Linked DNA regions of Homo sapiens: region 1 is linked to region 2. Evidence: chromatin loops called from intact Hi-C (ENCODE). Cell type or tissue: PC-9. All regions are shown on one strand. Each heading gives the region's core, and the rest is flanking DNA. Links, peaks and the distances in the headings are about the cores only. Region 1 overlaps PTGFRN (prostaglandin F2 receptor inhibitor). Region 2 has its middle 56 kb from the start of PTGFRN.

What was found. A loop is a pair of places that touch in the nucleus more often than their neighbours do. Peaks named below come from ENCODE experiments on the same cell type or tissue, not always from the same donor. Only the 100,000 strongest peaks of a DNase experiment are listed, where the experiment ranks them.
Region 1: a loop joins it to region 2, with 3 times the contacts of the local background. A loop is called at or near these places in 12 of 110 quality-filtered maps.

Annotation. Positions count from the first base shown.
Region 1 is chr1:116,914,385-116,926,514 of GRCh38, reverse strand. All of the region lies in intron 1 of PTGFRN (prostaglandin F2 receptor inhibitor), which reads right to left. Among named protein-coding and RNA genes, the nearest start is that of PTGFRN, 11 kb to the right of the region's middle. In PC-9, for the core only: no CTCF peak of the experiment used is centred there; a DNase peak (open chromatin) is centred at 7,294; H3K27ac peaks cover 1,740 bases.
Region 2 is chr1:116,847,540-116,859,669 of GRCh38, reverse strand. No RefSeq gene overlaps it. Among named protein-coding and RNA genes, the nearest start is that of PTGFRN, 56 kb to the left of the region's middle. In PC-9, for the core only: CTCF peaks have their summits at 4,998 and 5,202 (motif pointing left); a DNase peak (open chromatin) is centred at 5,779; H3K4me3 peaks cover 580 bases; H3K27ac peaks cover 1,537 bases.

The DNA.
Region 1 (12,130 bases), core at 6,325-8,824, 65 kb before region 2:
AACTCAATAAACATGAAATGACTTAAACAATTCTCTGTCCAAGGACCAGAGATAGAAAAGGCTGAGGCAAGATCTATCCACAAGGTTTATTTTAGCGCATTCTATAAAATTAGCAGCTGCTAGAGGCCCAAGCACCGCTCAGCATCCCTCCCTGCTCAGCCATTTTCAATCCTCTCCACGTTCAAACTGGCCAACATCATCTGCCAAGTTCTGTGTGAACACCTGGTCCTCTTTTTAGCCTCTAGTTTAAGAGAATGGGAGATTCATATTGTGTTTAAACTTGCATATGAGCATAAAAGGCACCTGAGATAATTGGGGAAACTCCCCACCAACCCGACTCCCTTCCTTGGGCAGCTCTGTCCTCTCTCCCGTTATTTGACTGTTCCCTAGATCCACTGTCTGCTCCTCCTTTGCCTCATCCACCCCTCCTCCCCAACAACACTTTAAGCCTGCCCTTCTCATTTGTAGACACAGTGCTAGAAGCCATGGGTGATGAGGGGTCTATGCCGAGCTTCCCTGATGAGGCTCAGTAAGGAGTACAGTGTTGTTTAACAGTTTGGCTTGCAGGGAATTAAATTAAAAAAGACTCTGGGTTCACATGCCCTTTAAGGAACACTTTAACTACAGTCTGATACTTCATTCCTTCATTCAGTATTTTTTTGCTGCACGCCTACTGTGTGCAGAACCACATCATCACGGAAAGTTGATGAGCTAACACCTGGCCAAGCGTCAGAGTCGATAAAGATGAAACAGTATGTTGACTTATAGAAAAGTTGGAAGGAGATGAGTCCCCAATAAGATGAGGACCTTTTAAAACATCAAGTAAATAAAGGAAAGGAGGGACCTCCAGCTTTTTAGGGAAGGCAGAATCAGGAAAAAACAGACAAATTCATCTATGATGTTAGACTTAAGCTCCTTCAGGTGACACACAGGCTCTTTACACTCAGGACTTTCTCTCCAGTCTCAATCCTTTCCCTCTAAATGACCCTACAACTCAACCCTCCACACTAGCTGCAAAAAGTCTTCCTCATTTATTAAAAACCAATATCCTCCTATGAATGGTTTTATCTTTTTTTTTTCTTTTTTTTGAGAGGGAGTCTCTCTCTGTCGCCCAGGCTGGAGTGCAGTGGCACAATCTCAGCTCACTGCAACCTCTGCCTCCTGGGTTCAAGCAATTCTCATGCCTCAACCTCCGAGTAGCTAGGAGTAAATGTATGTGCCACCATGCCCAGCTAATTTTTGTATTTTTAACGAAGACAGGGTTTCACCATGTTGGCCAGGGTGGTCTCGAACTTCTGGCCTCAAGCGATCCGCCCGCCTCAGCCTCCCAAAGTGCTGGGATTACAGGTGTAAGCCACTGCGACAGCTGGTTTATCGCTTTCTCTGTGCTCTTCCCTCTGCCTAAAGTAAACTACCCACCCCTTCTCTGCCAGACAAAAACCTACTCATCATCAAGACTTAATGAGTTCAAATGAGTCCAGCTTGCTGAAGGCTTTCCTGATCCTTCCCCACCTCAGCCCCCAGCTCAGGCAGAGTTTAGAAGGTGCCCACTGCGGGTCTGCTTGCCACCACGATCACCTGGAGCCAACTGCCTGTCAGCCTCCCTGTGAGACTCTGGAGGGACTGCTCATCACCACACCCCCAGCCCAGCAGCATGCCTGCTGATGCAGTGACTGTGATCACTCCTATCTCAATGAGCTTCTGGAATGTTAGGGCCAGAATTGATCTTTGGATCGTCATCCAGGGGCTTAACAAAAAGTACATAATCTCATTAATTTCAGAAACAGCCCTTCATCAGTGAATTTTCAAAAATAGCCCTTCACCAGGCTCAATACAGAAAGCGCAGAGCATGTGGCTGGGGCAACTGTGACACACAGCGTCAATCAAGGGACCAGTTCTCAGCACCTTGGGAAGTGACACAATCTCAGGATTCTAAACCCCAAAACTCACCTCATCAATTTTACTTACACTCTTCTTTGGGGCTAGTAAAAACCAACTATCTGGGTGCTCTGGATCCTTACAAAAGTCCCCAATCCAGACATGGCACTAATGCCTTTAAAACTACATGCAGGTTGGGTGTGGTGGCTCACGCCTGTAATCCCAGCCCTTTGGGAGGCTGAGGCAGGTAGATCACGAGGTCAGGAGTTCAAGACCAGCCTGGCCAAGATGCTGAAACCCCATCTCTACTAGAAATACAAAAATTAGCCGGGTGTGGTGGCAGGCGCCTGTAATCCCAGCTACTCGGCAGGCTGAGGCAGAGAACTGCTTGAACCTGGGAGGCGGAGGTTGCAATGAGCCGAGACTGTGCCACTGCACTCCAGTCTAGGCAAAAGAGTGAGACTCCGTCTCAAAAAAAAAAAAAAAAAAAAAATACATGCACAGGTAGAGACGAGACATAGGTAGTGATATAAACAGGTACAGGGGATCATACTTACCTTTTCTGCAAAAACACCTCTGCCTAAAGTACTCCCAGAATGCTCTCCCTTTTCTTTAATGTTCAGTTTGTTTCCCCTTTCGTTTAACAATCCTTGGATGACACTTCGTCCATGCCACCTCTCTTCCTGTGTGTGTGTCATCCTCCACATTTAGACTGGTTGCTGGAGGAGTCAAAGGACTGTGTCGATCTATGTTTTTAGGTGCCCCCAGATCCAGAATAATGCTCGACATGGGGCAGATAATAAATAGTGGTTATTAACTACCCAGTGAGACCAGGCCCACGCTACAGGCGGCAGTACTACTGCCCCTTTGCTCAGATGTGGCTCAGTGTGGGCTGCTCCCTAGAACAGTGATGACAAGCAGATGATCCATGGTTTGAATGAACCCAGCCACGAGGCACTCGACGCATACACTGGGACTGAAGAAGTCTGCTTCTCTAGACTATGACCAACCAGGACGAAGCCCAAGAAGGGAGCCTATGCCATTCTGGGGTGGAAACGGTTGTATCAATCCTGCAAAGGGAAGGGGTGGAGGCAGTGGAGAAACAATAATGAGAACTCATGAGTCATCTGTCTTCCACCCAAGCTGCCAAGGAAAAAAACGAGAAAATCCACAGGAAGAAGAATGGAGACTTTTCTCACCCCTTCTTTAACATGTATAGATTTCATTTTTTCCTACTCTACCACAAAAACCTGTCTTAGAAATGAAGTCACACGCAATTCTTTCCAAACAAAAGAAGATAAATAAGCACACATAAGAAAGATAGTAAAAAGGACACATAGATATCTTCTGCCCCTGTTATAACTTAACGTCCACAATTTTAAATATATATAATATACACACCTTATAGGCATTTTTCTAAGCACATACATTAATTCAATTATTCAAAGATTCAAGTTCCTACATGCTGGGGTAAGCAAAAACAGACATGATCCTGCTTTCGAGCTGCTTACGGTTGGGTGAGACACACAAATGCTCATCCTAATAAACAGATCATCACAAACCGATGGCTGTGCTCTCAAGGAAGGTGGCTGAGTGACAGCCCATCACCAAGAGCTGACGCAGGCTGGCCCATGCTGTAGGCGGCAGCGCTCCTGGGTCCAACATGTCCTCATTTCACTGAGGAAATGAGGCTTTACTTGAAATCCAAAGAATCAAATAACTGGAAATAATTCCAAGACAAATATATAAACCAAAGAAGGTGTTGTGTGCATCTATCTTCCAGTCGTTTCTAAGGACTGGTGGGAGGGGTACTTGGGAAAACCTCAAGAGGGGTCACCAACACTTGATTATGTGCTCAGTTTTCACACTTCTTTGTCTTGAGGCCCAAATGCCTTAAATGAACATACTGGACAGAAAGCAGAGCTTGCCTCATCACTGCTGTTTTCTAATGACCCAAAGTCACATCCTGCTGCATGATAACTACCTTTCAGCCTGTGGTGTGAGCTAACTCGGTGCTGGAATGTGGGGTCCCTGAGGGTACCACTGGGCAGCATATGCCACCTTGCTACCTCTGTGGCCCTCCCTAGATGGGCTAACAAAGGTACCTTCCCCAATTATTTATGAGCCACGTATGACACTAGGCTTCCTGGGATTCATACTACTGTTTCCGCTGAAACTTGTTTGTGGGATAAATGGTAATGAAAATAGGACTCCGATGAATAGATCACATGATTGCATAAACCTTGTTTCCATAGAAAACCAACTAAAATTCCCATCATTGCTCTAAAACTTATGTGTCTCTTATCAGGTCATAGTCCTTTGAAGAAATGCTCTGATAAACTATCTGGGGGGAACATCAGTAATTGTTTTGTGAGTTGTTTTTCTTATAAGAAACAACCAAAAATAGGATTATGGCCTGACTTATCACCTTAATTTAGCAGGCTGGCTTCCTGTAAGCTCCAGCGGACCTCTCCAGCCTCACACATGCCGGCTCTTAGCTGCTCTGTGGGCGCTGGTGATGCTGCCAACATCTTTCAGGGTGACTTTGCTCACATTCTTCTCCACCAACCTCCCTTCCCCAGAGTTTAATATCCACGTCCCCTAAGGTCTCTATTACTTTTCCAGCTGAAGTTAGCTAATCCCCAAATGGGACACCAACCTGTACACATTTATCTACTCCCACCTCTGAGAAACCGTACTGCCCACTTTCATACCTGAAATGCATTTCCTCCTGCTCCTGGCTCCCGACTCTCCAGCCCCACCTGCTCCATGGAACTTTTCAATAATAACAGCCCCTGGCCTCAGTTTCATCTCTATAATTGTGACAGTCCCATATGTACAGTGATCTAATAACTCATTCACCCAAGCCTTTAAAAAACACCTATGATCCATTCTGCCATTCACTTATAACTGGTTCCATTCCATTTTGGACTTTGTAATCTTGCACAATGTCAGAAACAGAGTCAATATTCCCTTAATGCTGCGGAAGTACTAAAAAAAAAAAAAGATTACAAAGCAAAGTAGCAATGTCCTGTATTGAAAAGTAAAGTTGGACACAAATAATTTATTCCTTCAAGGGTCATAACTGTTTTTACTTTGACTAATGTGACTCAGTACCCTGTGCTGTGTCATGCCGTGAGTTACACACTATGGTCTTAACTTGGAACTTACTGTAAGGATTTCTCAATCAAAGATGATGGACTGTAATGTCTTCTAATAAATAAGAAAACGTTTCAATGCGCCAGCTTTCAGAAAATGGGAAAACGAATAGTTGTACCAAAAATGTGTGTGTTTTTTAACTCCTCGCTGCAACATAAGCAAAGTAGTGTACACTGGACAGACACCAAATCAGCTAATATTCGCTTCTCAGTACATCCTAAAGGGATAAGCCTCAAAAATATCTGCATCCAAAACCACTGAGATGAAATCACTAGGCTTAGCAGCAGCATCAACAGTAGCACCTCAAAGTAGCCAGGGAGGGCCAGACAGCAGCCAAGATGCAGTAAGGACTGAGCTCATACACATAAGTTTCTTCTATAACACATAGACTTTCTAGAATGTATCCTTTTAGTAGGTGGTATTTATCCAGCATCATTTTGAACCTTCCTTGTTCAGACCAAAGCAATGAAAAGGAAGAAATTCCCCAAATACTAGGGGCACATTTTTTAGCCAGCTGAGTCTATTGGTTGGAGATGTCAGAATTTCAACTCTTCGGCTAGACATGGTAGCTCACACCTGTAATCCCAGCACTTTGGGAGGCTGAGGCAGGTGGATCACTTGAGGCCAGGAGTTCGAGACCAGCCTAGCCAACATGGTGAAGCCCCGTCTCTACTAGAAATACAAAAATTAGCCCGGTGTAGTGGCACATCCCTGTAATTTCAGCTACTTGGGTGGCCGAGGCATGAGAATTGCTTGAACCCGGGAGGCAGTGGTTGCAATGAGCCAAGATTGCCCCACTGCACTCCAGCCTGGGCAACAGAGCAAGACCCTGCTTCAAAAAAACAAAAGTATTTCAACTCTTCTACCCTTCAGGAAGGGTGTAAAAGCCAAAGTAGTAGCAATATTTATACACATCTCAAGATGTCTGTGTCTCTTCTCACTGTGGTCTGGGGCATACTGGGAAAAGGGCAACCTGTGGAACATCTTCCAGGCTCTTTCCTAGGCTGAAGGGAGAAGACACAAGTCACATTTGTGAGGGCTGAGGCTTGATTAGTCAGCCCCAGCTTACTCATGGCTGATATCCTCAATCAAAACTTGCACACATAAAAGAAAATTGGTAATGATACGAAACAGTCTGTCATCTAGAAATGGCTTATTAGTTTTACTGTTTCTGTGACTTCCCCCAGGGGTCTGCCTGAAAGCCCAGTTAGCCTGGTGGTGGGGACACTTCTGTACCCTAGAGAACCACAGGGAAAGATCCTTAGTGTGCAGGAAATGGGCTGCAATCAGGCAGCAGTCGCCTACACAAGGACCGAACAATTTCCAGAGCCCTCAGAGGCACCAACCCACTGTTGTGAAGAGGCACCAGCCAGGTGAGAGACAACAGGCACAGGCTGCAGGATTATAAGGAGTGCTCAGAAGATGGGCAGGAAGCCAGGGCTGGGCCAAGAGGCCACATGGCCAACAGCAGGGGTCAGCATGAACTCAAAGAATTCTGGAGATGGAAGGGGAGACCTTTGGGATCAGCTAGCCCAACCCTTATTTTACAGGGGCTGAGAGCTGTTCAGCAACTTGTCCAAGGTCACAAAACTAGTGAGTAGAAGGACAAGGGCCAAAATCCAAGCCTCCTGTCTTGAAAGACAAGGAAACAAATGTTATCACAATTTAGCTAATTATATCAATTCCTTTCAGTGTTTTCAAAGATATATTTTGACTAACATGGAAAGACAGACTAGTGTACTGTGGTTATGAACCCACACTCTGGAGCCAGACTACCTGGGTTTGAATCCCAAGTCTGCCACTTACACTGTGACCCTGAGCAAGTGACTTCACCTCTGTGACTCAGTTTGCTCATCTATTAAACAGGGGTAACAACAGTGCCTACTCTCATGGGGCTATGAAGCCTCCTAAATAAGTTCATCTATGGAAAGTGCATTAGCTGGTTCCGGCTGCTGGGGAGGCTGAGGTGGGAGGATCACTTCAGCCAGGGAGGTTGAGGCTGCAGTGGGCTATGACTGCAACATTACACTCCAGCCTGGGTGACAGAGACCCCCTCTCTTTAAAAAAAAGAAAAGAAAAGAAAAGCGTAGTGCCTGGCACAAAATAAATGCTACAAAAAAGGTAGACAGGAATTTATTGGGAAGGAAAGAACCCTCATATTGGTTTCTCTTGCATCGCACCTGGTCCCCAACCCCCAATTCATCTTAGTCATAGGTTACTGCCTTTTCCCCACAACGCCTAGGGCTAATGCTTCTAAGTCACACCCCTCTCTCCTAATCCATTCAGGCCCAACCCAGTCAGATATTAGCTCAACCAGCCAAAATGGTGGAAGAGGCAGAAACTCTGAATAAATGCTTATGTCACTACTAGCCATCCAGCCTATCTCCCCTTAGATCTCTGCTGCCAAAACCCTGAACTCAGAAGTTACCTCTCTTGATCCTCACCTCCTACTTTCCTAGACTACCCATTCCCTTGCACCTCAGAATCTGCTTTTATGCCATCATCATGCCCTCCAGGCCCTCAAACCTTCTGCAGGTGCATCAAGCCTGGAAGCCCCACTCACCTGCCTATCCCACGTGTACTCCTTGGCTAATCTTTCCTGTGATGTTCTCATCAGTTCCCTCGGTTCCTTTATCACTCATCCTTCCACTCTCATTCCATGGAGAGACCACATGATGCTGTCCCTCCTAGGCTGCCAAACTTGGTGGGATAAAGCCACGAAACTAGGCCCACTGCCTTTACTACAGACCTATGCTATCCTCCATCCTTCACTGCTAACTGAATGACTGTCACATTCCCGTGGGGTCCAGCCCCAGCCCACTCTCCTCCAGCTCAGACTCTGACCATGGCTTTGCCTCAGTCCCACTGAGAAAGCCCAGACTACCAAGTAATTTGTATGCCAAACCTCCTCCAGACATGCTTCTTAAACTTTAGCATGCATTTGAATCCCCTGCGGATCTTGTTCAAATACAAACTTTGATTCACAAGTTTGGACCTGAGATTCCCCCAGGTGCTGCCAATGCTGGTGGTCCACAGAACACAGTTGGGGTAGCAGAGTTCTAGGAACTTACATACACTAATGTTTGCATTCTTCTAAATATATTGTTTTTAATCTTCATGGAAAAACCTCCAAGAGAGGTATTATTCCCATTTCACAGAGACAGAAAGTGAGATTCAAAGAGGTTAGAAAACCTGTCCAAGGTTCACACTGAGGGAAGACAGGATTCAAATGAAAGGCTGATTCTGAAGCCTGAATCCTATTTTTTCCTCTTTTAATTGGGAGATGAAGTAAGGCTGGAAGGGTATAAAGAACAGAAGTAGATTTTAAAAACACACATGTAATGGTTTATTTGTAATACAAACTATTAAAATCTTCTTAGCTAATGTGAATAAGAGAAAGATGGATTATAAAATGCAAGAGTCCCTGTGCTAGAGATTCTGCCTAACAGCCAAAGACCTAAAAGCTATCAGAGAGTAAGTTAATTCCACCAATCAACACAGAAGAAGACATCCAGAGGGACACAGAGGAAACTTTATATGTGTGCAGATAAAGAAAGGGAACATACAGGCCGGGCGCAGTGGCTAACGATATTTTGGGAGGCTGAGGCAGGAGGATCACTTGAGGCCAGGAGTTTGAGACCAGTCCGAGAAACATAGCAAGACCCTGCCTCTAGGAAAAAGATAAAAAATTAACCAGGCCTGGTTGTGCAGTCCTGGCTACTCAGGAGGCTGAGGTGGGAGGACTGCTTGAGCCCAGGAGTTTCATGCTGCAATGAGCCGTGATTGCACCACTGTAATCCAGCCAGGGTGATAGCGTGAGACCCTGTCCTAAAAAGAGAGAGACAGGGAACAAGGGAACATATAGAAAACCTCTAACTAGCATGTCTGGGGAAGCTTTGGGGCTACTCTTAGGGCTGAAAAGTCTGAGATCACTGCAGAGACTGCATGCCATATCAAACTGCTCTCTCCATGCTCTCCTCTCCCTCTCCCTTCCCTCCTCTCTGGCTCTTCAAGGCTAGGGCTTCTATTTGCACCCCAACCCCCCTGTGCCACCTTCTCTGGAGTCCACACCCAGTAGTCATGCCTGCTCACTGCTCTTCAGCCTGTCCTTTGCCACCAGAGTCTCCCAGCTGGCCTGTGGGCCTGCTTAGAGACGCCTGGATCCTGTTTAAGTTGATCTGGTTCTGCCGTGCCCTGAGCCACTACCCTCACAGTGGTCTTCTGCTCCACACCACTTGAAAAGGTGGGCGATCGTTTCTGACTCAGAGTTCCTTCCCCACCCCACCCACTTCTCAAGTTCTGTGATTTCCCTTCCTCCTTCACTGGGCAGACTTCACAGTGCCCATATCCAAGGGCTTCTCTGTCTTTATCCTTCCAGTTCTGTAGCAGCATGTGACCAATCCCTCTTTAACAAGTCCACTCACACCCATCTCTGCTTGGCTTCCGACAGCGTGCTCTCCCAGTACTTCTTCCGTTCCCTGACTACTCCTAGAACTCTCCCTTTCATTTCCTGTCTCCTCACTGCAGGCATTTCCAAGAACCTGCCCTTGACCCTCATCTCAATCGTCCACTTTCTGACATCTAGTGCATTTTGTCCAACTCTTTGAGGGCAGATCTGAGTCTGCTCTGCTCATACAGCAATCCTCAGAACAATGCCCGGCGTGTAATAGTAGGCGCTTGCTCAATATTTGCTGAATAAATGAGCTGCTAGCCGTGTTACTGAGCTTCTCACCTTGCATCTTCAAACAGCTCATTCCAAAGCTAGGGCTAAAGGGCTGTAGTTCACCAAGTGAAGGAGAGAACTGCCATCCTTCGTCAAATCATAGCACACACAGGAAATGACAGTATCTGTACAGCTCTCTGGGTACGCAGGCCTTTGGATTTAGAGGCAGCTCCTGCCCTGTGGGTATCAGTATCATGACAACCCACCTGAAATCCATGTGAGTCCCTTACTGAGGCCCATAAGCTGGGGAGTTCTGTCTAGTCCAGCTCTAAAGAAGAGCAAGGAAGAGCCATTATCAGAATATTCTTGGCTTGGAGTCACTTTTAAGCTCCAAGAAGTAACTCATCTGTCTGCCCACTATCTCTATTTCATTAGGATTCCAAGGTAGCACCCACTCTGAAATGTGCCCGGAACCCTTAGGCACAATTCCACTCTTCGCTATTCTAAGCCAAATTCATCCTAGACAGAGCAACAGTAGCCACGGGTTCTTCTCCACTCCTATGAAATATCCCAAGTGAGGTAAATATTTTCACATTCCAGCTGCTTGTAAAGGTGTGAAACAGGATGCAATTAAGGTCCCAGAACATTTTACTTAAACTTGAATCATGCTGCTTAGTGACACAATACAGAGTATTGTGGAGAAATCAGCCTTCAAAGAACACAAGCGAATGCACAGAGCCATGATCTCCAGCCTACTGGAAACGCATATTGCTGGGACACGACAGTGTTAACTTCTGGGTCTAATTCTGTTGCTTCCCAAAGACTACAGTTGGTGTGGGGAGAAATAGTCCAAGATCGAAAAAACCACTGACTGTGCCAACTGCAGCACTTCACCTTTTCCAGAAGATAAATTATGAAGAATTTTTGCCAGTTCAAGTTATTTTCCCAAAGCAGAGTCAAATGACCCTTGCAACCCTGCCTTTAAGAAACCAATGCAATTAAACAAAACAGCTATGAACTGCCTGGACAGCATCCTTCCAACTTCATTTGATAAAGTGAGACGCAGACACACATCGACAGACAAGCACACACCTTATTTAACTGCCAGACGCAGTGCCAATATGAAAATGTACATTCAATCTACGGGGGGAAAATCAGCTCAGCAGCTCATCGCTAAAACAAAACAGCCACATAAATGCCGACTAGCCTGCTGCCTTGTAAGGAATGATCACTGACAACTAGAGTTCCTATTCAGCAGGCTAATAAGAATAATTATAGCCAGGGCAGGCATTAATCAGCTTGGCAGATACAGGAATTCTGTTAACAAGGCTAAAATAAGTGCCAAGGAATCTCTGAAGGCCACAGCACTTCAAAGACTGTTAAAGCTGGATGGATTCACTAGGGTTCCTCCCACTGGCCTTCCTCCTCCTTCAGTGCTTTCCAGAGGCAGTTGCATTTCGGCCCGTCCTCAGAGCCGGCATGGCCACCTGCTAGGGTTGCAGAGATGCCACACCTCTGAGGTGCATGCTGGCACTGCCCTTCCCTTCAGGAAGTGTACCTGGGCTGCACTAACCCTGGATCCTCCTATTTTTAAATGCACTTTCACTTTCAAACCACTATCATCTTTCTTCACCTAAGCTAATCTCAAGCAATACGCAGCATAAGGTTTAGCGAACATTAGTAAACTTTTCCTTAGCAGAGACAGAATGGAGTCCTGAGATCAGATCCTAGGTCTGCTAGGAAGAATCTGTATGTCTCTAGACAAGTTAACTAACTTTTCTGGGCATCAGTTTCCTTATCTGTAATAAAGACAAAATAGTGACTTTCTCAAAGTATTGTTGTGAGGAATAAATACCAGAATGTACGTCAGAGCCTGACGCTTGATATGCAATCGAGAAATAGTAGCTATTATTAGTCTGTGCCTATTAGGTGCAGAGCCTTGTACAGAAGCTATGAGGAAAAAAAAACAAAATACTCAGTATGCAGAGACACACACACGTTAGGCAGGAGTGGCTGTGCCTGGGCAGGAGGGTGGACACATTTTTTTCCTTTTTTTTTTTTGAGACAGGGTCTCGCTTTGTTACCCAAGCTGGAGTGCAGTGGTGCGATCACGGTCCCCTACAGCCTTGACCTCCCAGACTCAAGTGATCCTCCCCACTCAGCCTCCCAAGTAGCTGGAACCACAGGCACATGCCACCATACCCGGCTAACTTTTCTTATTTTTTAGTAGAGATGGGGGTCTCACTATGTTGCACAGGCCGGTCTCGATCTCCTGATCTCAAGCAATCCTCCCACCTTGGCCTCCCAAAGTGCTGGGATTGCAGGCATGAGCTGACCTGTTTAGCCCAGATTTTTCTTTTGACCTTATATCCTTTGTAAGTAACACAGAGACTGTTAGCTGTTCCCTCAAAATCTGTCTTTCCCTTCTTC
Region 2 (12,130 bases), core at 4,093-6,592:
ACACGGTGAAACCCTGTCTCTATTAAAAATACAAAAACAAAATTAGCCGGGCGCAGTGGCGGGTGCCTGTAGTCCCAGCTACTTGGGAGGCTGAGGCAGGAGAATGGCGTGAACCCGGGAGGCGGCGCTTGCAGTGAGCCGAGATCGCACCACTGCACTCCAGCCTGGGTGACAGAGTGAAACTCCTTCTCAAAAAAAAAAAAGAAGTAAAGGAATAAAGAATAGCCACTCCATAGGCAGAGCAGCTCCCCTGAGGGCTGCTGGTTGCCCATTTTTATGGTTATTTCTTGATGACATGCTAAACAAGGGGTGGATTATTCATATCTCCCCTTTTTAGACCATATAGGGTAACTTCCTGAGGTTGCCATGGCATTTGTAAACTGTCATGGCGCTGGTGGGAGTGCAGCAGTGAGGACGACCAGAGGTCTCTCTCATCGCCATCTTGGTTTTGGTGGGTTTTGGCTGGTTTCTTTACTGAAATTTTACCAGCAAGGTCTTTATGACCTGTACCTTGTGCCAACCTTCTGTCTCATCCTGTGACTTAGAATGCCTTAACCTCCTGGGAATGCAGCCCAACAGGTCTCAGCCTCATTTCACTCAGGCCCTATTCAAGATGGAGTTGCTGTTTCAAATGCCTCTGACAGATAGATAGAGATAACTATAAATAGATAAAGAAATAATGAAAAGAGATATAAGTTTCTCTCTGTGTGTGTGCGCACGTGTGTGTGTAGGACTGACATCCCAGTAACAATAGTCCTGAGTACTGAGTAAACATAGTGCTCAGATCTTAGTTCCCAGAAGCATTTTCCACTACAAGGAATGATGGTTTCCTTGGACAAATAGCTGATTCCAGGGCTGTGGCAGGGAAAGAACAACATAAGCCTGGGATATCTTATTGTAAGGCACTTCTCCAAGAATGATGAGGGTGTGTCAAAAAGATACCAAAACCAGCTTGAAAGGGCCTCTACTGACCAAATCTGGGACAATATGAGAATCAAAATAAATAATTATAATCCATTGAATAAAATAGAAGTTTCTGTGTTCACACAGATACAGATATACAAATGAACAAATGAAAATGAAGAAAATTATTTCTTACCGTAAAAAGCCAACTATTAAATACAGAATAATCTTTTTAGCCTAGGAGGTTGAGGCTGCAGTGAGCTGTGATTGTGCCACCGCACTCCAGTCTGGGTGACAGAACAAGATCCTGTGTCAAATAATAATAAACAGAATGAATGAATAAATAAATAAATAAATGGTGAGAAAATCACTATTTGACGGTCATCAGTGTAAGAATTAATTCAGGCAAGAAACATCAATGGATGATGGTGGATGTGGGTCAGTATGGGTGAGGGCAGGGCCCAGGCGCGCCCACTCCATCTCTTGGCATTTCCAGATCAGTGTGGCGGGAATGCTCAGGCAGATGTCCCTCAGAATTGTACCTGCATCGATATGGCTGGCCTGGGTGCACAACTCTGTCCATCTCTCACACTCTGTCTCCTTCTTTACTGCTTGTGATGTTTCTAATTCATGAGCTTGAACACAATTTTATAAACGGTTTCCAAGCTGTTCCTGGAATTAAGCATGATACTATAATATCTTCTAACACAATAATGATATAACAGCTAACATTGGCTAGGCCCAGTGGATCATACCCATAATCCCAGCACTCTGGGAGGCTGAAGAGGGAGAATTACTTGAGGCCAGCAGCTACAGACCAGCCTGGACAACATAGTGAGATCCCATCTCTACAATAAAATAAAAAATTAGCCAGGCATGGTGGCACATGCCTGTAGTCCCCAGGTACTTGGGAGGCTGAGGTGGGAGGATTGTTTGAGCCCAGGGGTTCAAGACCAGCCTGGGCAACATTAAGGAGACCTCGTCTCTATTAAAAATAACTGAATAAAATCAAGTAAAAAATAACAGCTGTCTGAGATTGGTGGTTCACATATATTGGGAGGCTGAGGCAGAAAGATTGCTCGAGGCTAGGAGTTCAAGACTAGCCTGGCAGCATAGTGAGACTATGTTGCTACAAAATAAAATAAAATAAAAGCAAATATTTGAGTGCTTTCCACGTGCCACATGGTTTTACATGTATTCTCTAATTTAATCCTTACAATATTTCTTCCAGGAAAGATACTCTTATCCACACTCTACCTATGAGAACACTTAGGCCCAAAGACATTAAATAATAACTTAGTAAGAAAAAGGAGCTGGCTTACAAATGCTGATAATATGACTTAAGGACCTGCTAGCGTCACCAGGAGACTGTGCTGTCCCTGGAATATAAATCTGCTCCTAACAGGACTAGCCTGTGTGCATCGGGAGAATGTCTCAGATAAGACCCAAAAGGACAATGTCTAAGTAACTATAATTGGCATTAATCAGCTAATGGAACACATGCCCAGGCAGCTATGGGCACTCGTCTTCTGGTGACATTTATGTCTTCAAATGTAGTTTTCTTTTTCTCCTGCACATACTTAGATTGCCTATGATGATGTAAACTGGGAGGAATGATTGGAAGCAGTGGAGACAGTGGGAGAAGTCAGACCAGGTTCAGATAATAAGGAGTGCATTAGTCTGTACAGGGTTTTAAAATAATAATAAAACTGGCCAGGTGTGGTGGCTCATGCCTGTAATCCCAGCACTTTGGGAGGCCAAGGTGGGCAGATCCCCTGAGGTCAGGAGTTTAAGACCAGCCTGCCCAACATGGTGAAACCCTGTCTCTACAAAAAAAAAAAAAAAAAAAAAAATTATCCGGGCATGATGGGGGGTGCCTGTAATCCCAGCTACTGAGGAGGCCGAGGCGGGAGAATTGCTTGAACCTGGGAGGTGGAGGTTGCAGTGAGCCGCGATCGCGCCATTGTACTTCAGCGTGGGCGACAGAGCGAGACTCTGTCTCAAAATAAATAAATAAAATAATAATAATAATAAAACCAACTAAATGCCATCTGGTTTGTATAATCACATGAGCCGTGGCAATTCCGAACAATGTAAGTGACAAAATGCTCCTCCCAGCCAAGGGCTAACTCTTCTACCCTTGGAATGCTGCTTGTTGAAAGAGAACCATCTTAGTAGATTCTGAGCTTTTTTCAGCTTTGAATTCCCAGAATGTGCTATGTGTCGGATATAATAGATGCTCAAGAAACATTAAGTTGAAAATAACAAAATTGAGCTCAGATATATCCTCAGCCCTTTAAAATCTGGGCTGGAGATCCCCAAAAGTCTTTGTCATCTCTCACAAAGTCTGGTGTCATCTCTCACAAGAAAACTTGCAGCCACACAGGCCCCCTCTGTTAAAACACAGGAAAACTGAGGTAGCTGCCCAAGAAATGTAGGCAAAGTTGGAGCTTTGCTGGAATGCTACAGACTTGATTTTTCACTCTGCACTTGCAGTGGTTACCAGGCATGCCACCAAGTGATTTTATTTACACATTTTATTTCCTTTTTTGGAAAACCATTACAAATCCCCTCAGAATTCAGAATATTAAAGCATCTATTAGTTCTAGTTGGGCTTGGGAAGCTGAGTGCTTAGAAAATACTCCTCCTACTGCACAGGCACCCTCCACACTCTCAAATTACCCAAACCAGCTCATAATTGGGACCAGCTGGCAGGAGGAGAGAGGGAGGCCCCTGCGCTGAGCTTGGAATCATGTTACAAATTTCATCCCTAGAAAGAGGCTAGCCTTCACCCATTAAGGGTTAAGATGTGGGAAGTCAAAGGAATAGTGCTTAGGAGCTGGAATTTAAATTGGCTAAATAGAACCTGAAAATGAAGTGTTCACATTAGCAATGGTAGCTCCTTGCTTTGTCTAGAACGAAGTATGTATGGAATAACTGAGTGGACTGCACAGGGCTACAGCATCAGCCGGATTTTGCTTTATTGTTTGTCTTTCCAAAACTGGCATAACTGACCTGCATCCCACTCAATATCTTTCCTTTCCCCAAAATTATTCCACTTAGTTTGGGAGCACAGACTTCCCTATCTGTGCACCAGGAAAGGGCAGGTTTAAAATGAGTAGTGTCTGTGACACCTGGTGCTCTCTCATTGCCAGTATTTCTCGAGATCCACTTTCTCCTGCATTCATGCTAGATCTTCTAGGCACTGAAGCTTGTGCCCCCGCCCTGCTTTGGTCTGAGCCAGAACAACAGCTCTGCTCTTGGAGAGCAACTCATGAGGCCAGCCCTCCCAGCCTTGGCCGTGGGCTTCCCAGCCTGGATAGGGAATCTGGAGGAAATGAAACAAGCCCTCAGAGCCAGTGAACCATTATTCAGGAGAGCCTGGGCGCAGTGGTAGCTGTTAGTGGCTGGTGACCGTGGTGCTGGTGGCACTGTCCCAGACATGTGGTTTTCAGTGGTGTGACCTTGGCTGTCTTTTCTGGTGCCAACACCCTTGGTTTTTGCCTGTTTACTGAGCCAGATTCTCCAGGCTTCCTGTGGATTCTGTGAACTACTTGATTGCTCTGCAATAAATATTTTCTGCTTAACAGAGTCGATTTCTGGTGTCAGAAACCAAGAACTCTGACTGGTACAGCATCTGTCCCTGCAAGATTCAGGAAACCAAGTCCAGTGCTCAAGAGGGAGAAGAGATTAAAGAAAACAGAAGTAGAATATAGAAAGGAAATAAAAAAGCAGAAAAAGGGTGCAGCATTGTGGAAGCGTGGGGAGAAGGAAGGAGTGTGGGGGAAGAAAGTAGAGGAATTGGCAGGTGAGACAGAGCAGCCTGGAAGGGGTCATTCACCTTGTTAATGCTTGTAATAGGAGCCCTGAAGAAAACTGCCAAAGTGGCCTCCCTGAGGTATTTCTGCATTTCTGTTTCTGGTGGACAACGTGGTTTAAATGATTTTATGTGGCTGTTTCAGGAACAACAGATCCTTGATTTGGGCTTGCTTTTGGAAATAAATGAAGGTGTTAGCTTTTACTTTTTGCATTTATCAAATGTGCTGCGTGCTTGGAAGCGCACAGATATACGGACATGCATATGCATAGTGTGATATGATAAATCTATGCACGAGAAATGTGGGTCTTGGGCTAGTTATGTAGGTGGGGGAATTTTATGTAACAAGCCTATTCAATATCTCAAAGGGAAAATGTTACTTACTGTGCCACATTAGCATATCATTTGTTTTATTGGGAAGGCAGAATGAAAAATATTTGACAATTAATAGAAATCATAGGAAAAATTATGATTAAGTGCCATCTGCTGGCTTCTGTAAGTTTTATTTTTACGCAGCCTCAAGCCTGTCCTCATAATTATTGAATGTCTCTCTTTTGCTGAGGATAAAATTGCTTGTTCCATATTTGGCCTATTAATGAGTGCTGCATTTTATGTGTGTGTGTGTGTGTGTGTGTGTATGTACATGTGTGTGAATGGAACTACTTTGGGAGAGCAAATTCACCTTACAGAAATCCATTTTCTTCTAAATTCTGATTTGAGAGAGTAGACTGGGGTTTATTTTAAAATTCTGTTTTCGTAGCAGATTGCAAAAGCTCTGTGTGCTTAGCATGTGTATGGAAGGGGGAAGGTAGGGGGATGGTGCTTTGAAAGTGACTTCTCTCTTTGGTTTCAATCCTCTCCTCTGAGAGTGTATACGGTTTGCATCTCAAAAGCTCTGTCTAGCTTATGGCAGGTGAGGAATTTCCACGTCTCATTTTGATGACATTGCAACAAGGGAGCCTCTGATCACTCAGAAGTTGGTGGGGGTGGGGAAAAAGAAAAAACAGGTTCCATGTGGACATGTTTGACCCCTTCCTCTGCGTCTAGCTCTGGAGCTCAGACTGGAACTGCTCAGCAGGAAACAGGTCTTGCTGCTAGTAAATTACCATGACTGTGTTTACATGGTGAGTCAACAGGCATAGGTCAGCTCTCCTTCTCTCCAAGCAGTCCCTTGAGCTGATGATTTATCTGGGTAAATCACATTCCAAATCAATTTTATTTTTGGCTGTGATTAATGAAATTGGTTTTCAATAGTTCCCAGATAATGATAATAGTTACCATTTAGTAAGTGCCTGTGACATACTAGAAACTATGATAGACTATTTCAAAATTTTTTCTTAGCACTGATTTATTTATGTGTGAAATCTCTCTTTGAATTTCAACATCTAGTGTTAAGTAAGTGTCCCTTTTATTATTTTAATGTTACATTTGATACATAAAAAGAATATAGGTCACATATATGTGTTATAAAGGGTAATAATAAAATGAGTAAAACGAACTGTGGTAGCTTTGTTTCATCACCAGTTCTGTTGCATTGTGGTAGATTCTTTGCGTGCGTTTGTTCCATTTTTCACACTCTTATGAGATAGATGTTATTCTTCCTATTTTAAAAATTAGTAAATTGAGGCTCAGAAAGATAAAGCAACTTCTCAATCTCACCCAGCCAGTAGGCAGGAGAAGTACTGTGGCCGACCTTATCAGAACTCAGCAATATTTGTTTCCCCTTCCTTCGCTGAGGGCAAGGTAGAATTTTCTACCTTACAGTGATGTGGGCCATGTGGCTAGCTAGCTCTGCCCATGCTTGTGTGAATGTGTCACCCCTAGGCTGAGGCAGCATAACATTCCTGAGAGACTCTGCAGCCTCCCTCCTCCCTGCTGGGACAGACTCCATTAGTGCTCTGCTCACATCCCCTTGGTGCTCACAGTTTGTGTTCACGTCAATGGCTTCTTACTGCAGTCACCTGCCACTCTTTGTTCAAGATAGAAAGGTAGGTGGGAACTGTCAGTGGGTGAGTCTGTCCAGGAGTGGCTGTGAGTAATGACACACAGGATTTGGTGGATAAATACCACCCCATCTTTGCCCATTGAGAGGGACAACTCCGGGACATGTTCTATTCTGATTTGCAGGGGCCCCCAGCAGTTACCTGTTCATTAAAGTGCGCTCCATTGATTTCCTTTCCTTTCCCATCTCACTTCCATACTCCCAGATAAATGGCTTGTGCTCATATCCCAGGTTCAGAGTCGGCCTCTGGAAGAACCAAAGCTGAGATACTTTGGCATGTGTCCCCAGGGTGCAGCAACTATATGATGAGGATCCTCCACATGTGAGCTGTCTCCTCTTCAGTAAAAGAAGCACGGCCCCAGGGGCTGGGAATGCTGTCTGTGGCAGCCTTCAGTTGTCAATCTCTGCAGGGCTGCCTCAGCCGCCGAGAGTCACCCCACCCAAGGTTTGCCCCTGATTAACACAGAGGTATCAGGGTCGAGCCATCTTGGCCCAGTTCAGGACATCTCTAAAGGGTTATTCAAGCTCCAGAGACCCCGTGGGTTACGTGAAGGCTGGTGCTGGGCCTGCACTGCAGCTCAACTCCTCCCTCTGCACAGTCCTGTTTCCTTCTGCTCTTTTTCGCAGGTGTCAATCGTAAGGGTACCCCTTAACAAACATCCTGCATGTTAATCTCCTTTCAGAGTCTGCTTTTCAGGGACCCTGACTGCGTCAATATGGGCCCCTGAAGCCTGATTAGAGCAGGAGCCACATTCCCGTGGTGGACATTCCCACATTCACCCTTTGTTGTGTCAAATCAACGACACCTCAGAGTTAGTCTGTTATAACAGAATATCACAGTGCATTTAAATGTGCCTGACTCCAAAGCCTGCATTCTTTCCAGGCATTGGTCCATTCCCTAAAAATGATCATTCTTCCCGTGGTTTTGGCTAGCAACTTAACATCCACTTGCATCTTGACTGCATTTTGGCTACTTACATGTTATTTCCTTTGCCCTTAATTGCCCAGGAGGTGTCTGAGGCCCACTTTGCAGGTTTAAAACTGAGGTTCAGAAGGCTAACTGCACCCTCTGAGCCTGCAGTGCACCACCTGCAAGGCTGCGGCACTTTAATCCCTTTTGTCTGTAACCGCAATTCTGGAGGAGGTGGGGCATGGCAAGCACTTATTAACGCATGGAACACATTAATTCCACACACATTTTAAAGCACCTCCTGGGTGCCACACACTGAGGATATGATGACGGATAAGGAACAGCCCCTGTTTTCAGCCTTGTCGCAGAGACAGGCAGGTAAACAAATAATTGCAATGCAATAATGTAAGAAAAAGTAAAGAGGCTCAGAGAAGGAGCCCGGGAAACTGATGGGAAGAATTCAGAGCCAGCATTCTGGGGAAAGTGCCATCTGAACCAGATCTTAAAGAATTAAAGGTGCTCCTATTCACAATAGCAAAGACTTGGAACCAACCCAAATGTCCACCAATGATAGACTGGATTAAGAAAATGTGGCACATATATACCATGGAATACTATGCAGCCATAAAAAAGGATGAGTTCATGTCCTTTGTAGGGACATGGATGAAGCTAGAAACCATCATTCTGAGCAAACTATCACAAGGACAGTAAACCAAACACCGCATGTTCTCACTCATAGGTGGGAACTGAACAATGAGAACACTTGGACACAGGGTGGGGAACACCACACACCGGGGCCTGTAGTGGGGTGGGGGGAGGGGGGAGGGATACCATTAGGAGATACACCTAATGTAAATGACGAGTTAATGGGTGCAGCACTCCAACATGGCACATGCATACATATGTAACACACCTGCACATCGTGCACATGTACCCTAGAACTTAAAGTACAGTAATAATGAAAGAATAATAATTAAAGATGCTCATTAGTGCAGTAAGTGGAGGAAAGGAATTCCAAGCAGAGGGAACTAAGGCACAGAGACAAGAAAAGTGAGGCATTTGGTTGACTAGAGCCTAGTGTGAGGCAGGAATCAGAGAGGCGGGTCAGGGCCTCGGAAGCCACTGGGCTCTAGACTTTATTGTGCAGGCCATAGGGACTTATATTATCAGACTGACATTTTAGAAGGAAGGTAAGAACCCTAACACTTATTGAGGAATGAGCATAAGCTGCATATTTTACATAGATTATTTCACTTAGTCCTTATAAAGAGCATCTCTTCATTTACAGATGATTATGCTTATTGGAGAAACAACCTCAGGATGTTGAGTGGGGTATTAACTGGAATGTACAGTTTAGGAAGTGTGTGGTATTTGGCCAGGAAATTACAAGGCTCTGAGCAAAGTGGGGAACAGAGGGAAGGACAGAGGGCTCAGATATCTGAGTGGTTTCTATGAGACTTGGCAATTGATTGGCTGAGGCTGGGAGACTCTATTATCCATGAAGGGATCGCTGGAAGGGCAGGTTCAGGGAGAGCATGCTGCATTTTAGGGTCCTGCTGATGTCTAGGCAGATATTTCTGTTGAGGAATTGAGCACATGTGATTTTGAGACCATCGAGAGACTTAGAGTGGCAATACAGACTTGGAATTGTCTCCCTGTGGGTAGTAAATGAGGACATGGCAATGTAATAGAAAGAGCTTAGACATTGGCGAGAAATGACCCTGGCATCAAATCCCAGCTCTATCATTTACTGGTGGTACAACCTTAGACAAGTTACTCTGTGATCTCACTTTCCTCATTTGAAAAATTGGGAAACATAATGCTGACCTTGGAGAGTTATAATGAGCATTTAGAATGCCTAGTAGAATGTCTAGAACATAACAAGTGGTCAATAAATGGTAACTAATTTTGGGCAAGAAGGTGGCATGACATGGGAAGAGCATGTACAGTGGAAAGGAGGCAGGATGAGGATGAGGGTGGAGCCCTGGAGAATAGCAACATCCCTGAGGAAGGTAAACAAAAAAGAGCCAACAAAAGGATGAGAAAGAGGCTCCAGAGAACCAGAAGATGGAAGTGTCCTGGAAGCAAAGGGAAATGTTTCTTTCAAGAACAAGAGGGTTTTTGCTGGTAGATGAACCGGCATTTCACAGAGAAGGAAATACAAATGGCAAACACATAGATGAAAAGAGGCTTTTGATCCCACTCATCACTAAAGAAGTGCAGATTAAAATAACCATAAGGTACTAATTTTCACCATTCATTTGGTAAAGATAACCAAGATGACGCTAAAGTGGAGTAATATCCACTGTTGACCCAAGTGTGGAGAAACCCTGTGTATGCTTGCATACCCTATGGGAATATACATTCATATCATTTTTAAAGGACATTTTGTCAAAATATGTCCCAATTGTGAATGTATATGTTCTTGATCCAGGCATTGCACTTCTAAGAATTTACCCAGCAACAAACTCACAAGTGTACAAAGATGTATCTTCTAAGATATTAATTATAACATTGTTTAACACAGAAAAAAAAATGGGGAGCAACCTAATGTCCATCTGAAAGGATCTGATGAAATAAAAATGTATTGCATCCTTACAGCTTGAGAGGTTGGGAGATAATTGGGATTGGGTTGGAGAAACAGAGACCTTGGAACAGGAATGATAGGAATGACAGGCTGTGTGTGTCAGAATAGATGGTGTACAGAGGCCAGAGAGGAGCATGACCAATTTGTGGTGTGGGCTGGTAAGAATGTGGAGAGACATGTTGAACACAGTTTTGTTTTGTTTGAGACAGAGATGTTGATGCTGTACACTGTGATCATTCTCTCTAACCCCATCAATCTTTAATAATACTTTAAAAATCAGGATATACTTAATGTGATTGGATTTCTTGTAAATACTGGTCAAGGACTGAGATTTGTGTGTCAAGCATGGCCTGAGGCCAAAAGAAAGTCAGTCAAGCAGATGAGACGGACGGCCAACATCTGGGTCACATATGCTTGTGTATGTGTAAAAATTTTATTGAAGCATATGCAAAGATCTGTTGCCAGAGTTACCTCTAGGGGGCAAGACTGGGGGTGCTTTATGGAGGTGGACTTTTCAGTTTATCCCCTTCCAAATCACTAGCATTTTTACTTTAAAAACAATCTTTTTTAAAAAAGTATAGCACTCAGACAATATAACTGGAGAATGACGGTGACTCCTAACCAATTGAGTGTAGTGTCTCAACTTTGCCCCAGATTTGATTCTTGCATGACTGTGAAGACTAGAATGAGTCTTTTTTTTTTGGAGATAGAGTTTCACTCTTTTTTGAGATGGAGTTGCCCAGGCTGGAGTGCAATGGCACAATCTTGGCTCACCGCAATCTCTGCCTCCCAGGTTCAAGTGATTCTCCTGCCTCAGCCTCCCGAGTAGCTGGGATTACAGGCAAGTGCCACCACGCCTGGCTAATTTTGTACTTTTAGTAGAGACGGGGTTTCTCCATGTTGGTCAGGCTGGGCTCAAACTCCTGACCTTAGGTGATCTGCCCACCTTGGCCTCCCAAAGTGCTGGCATTACAGGGCATGAGCCACTGCGCCCAGCCTAGAATGATTCTTGAAGAGAGATACAGGTGAAATGATTGTGCTTGCAAAAGGTTTGAAAATGACACATTTCTGAAATTACGTAATTCACACATTACAGAAAAAGTACTATTTGTTGCAATTTATGCATATTCACATTGTAAATAGTAGGTGCTCAACAGATGTGTATTGGCTTCAATAATATTTAAAATATTTAAACCTTTGCCCAAAGTTCAGATATACATGTATACTCTCATTCGACTAAATTTTAAGAGAACCATACTCTGGTAATTGTTAATTGCCACTGTGCAGGGCAACCCCTTACTCTGTGTTTGACATAAGCACTGCACCATACTTTTCTAATCCACATCCTGTGCTATCCAGAACCAAAACAAGAAATGAGAGTCTGATGAATCACCCACACAACACTTAGCAGTCACATACATGCTATTTTCAAGACACGTGAGACCCACGTTTACAGTAATTTAGAAATTTTACCATTTAATTTTGCTCTCGAGGAGCGAGGTGCTTTTTTTTTTTTTCTACAAGCTCCAGAAGTTCCTGTAGAAATCCTAGGACTGAAATTTTCCATTTTGAGAGCAGAGTAATTGTTTGTAATGCTAGGCTCCCCCAGGCAGGCTGGAAGCAGAACTGGAAATGAGCATGGCTTGTCTGGCGGGGAGAAGTCCTGCACACATGTTCCAAATGATGCAAACTTTCCTGGCCGCACCAGCGAATCTCTGTGAGCTGGGGTTCCAGCACCGTGTCCACCACATCGGGAAAGCGCTGCTTCCTCTGGCTCTTCCGGGCTCACCCCCAACCCTCATTTCTCTCTCCCTAGTGCCAATTTAATCGGTTTATAAGCCTGGTCAGTTGTTGTCAATCTATTCTGCCCAGGCTACCCATGGCCATGGAGGTTTGGAGGAGATACCAGAT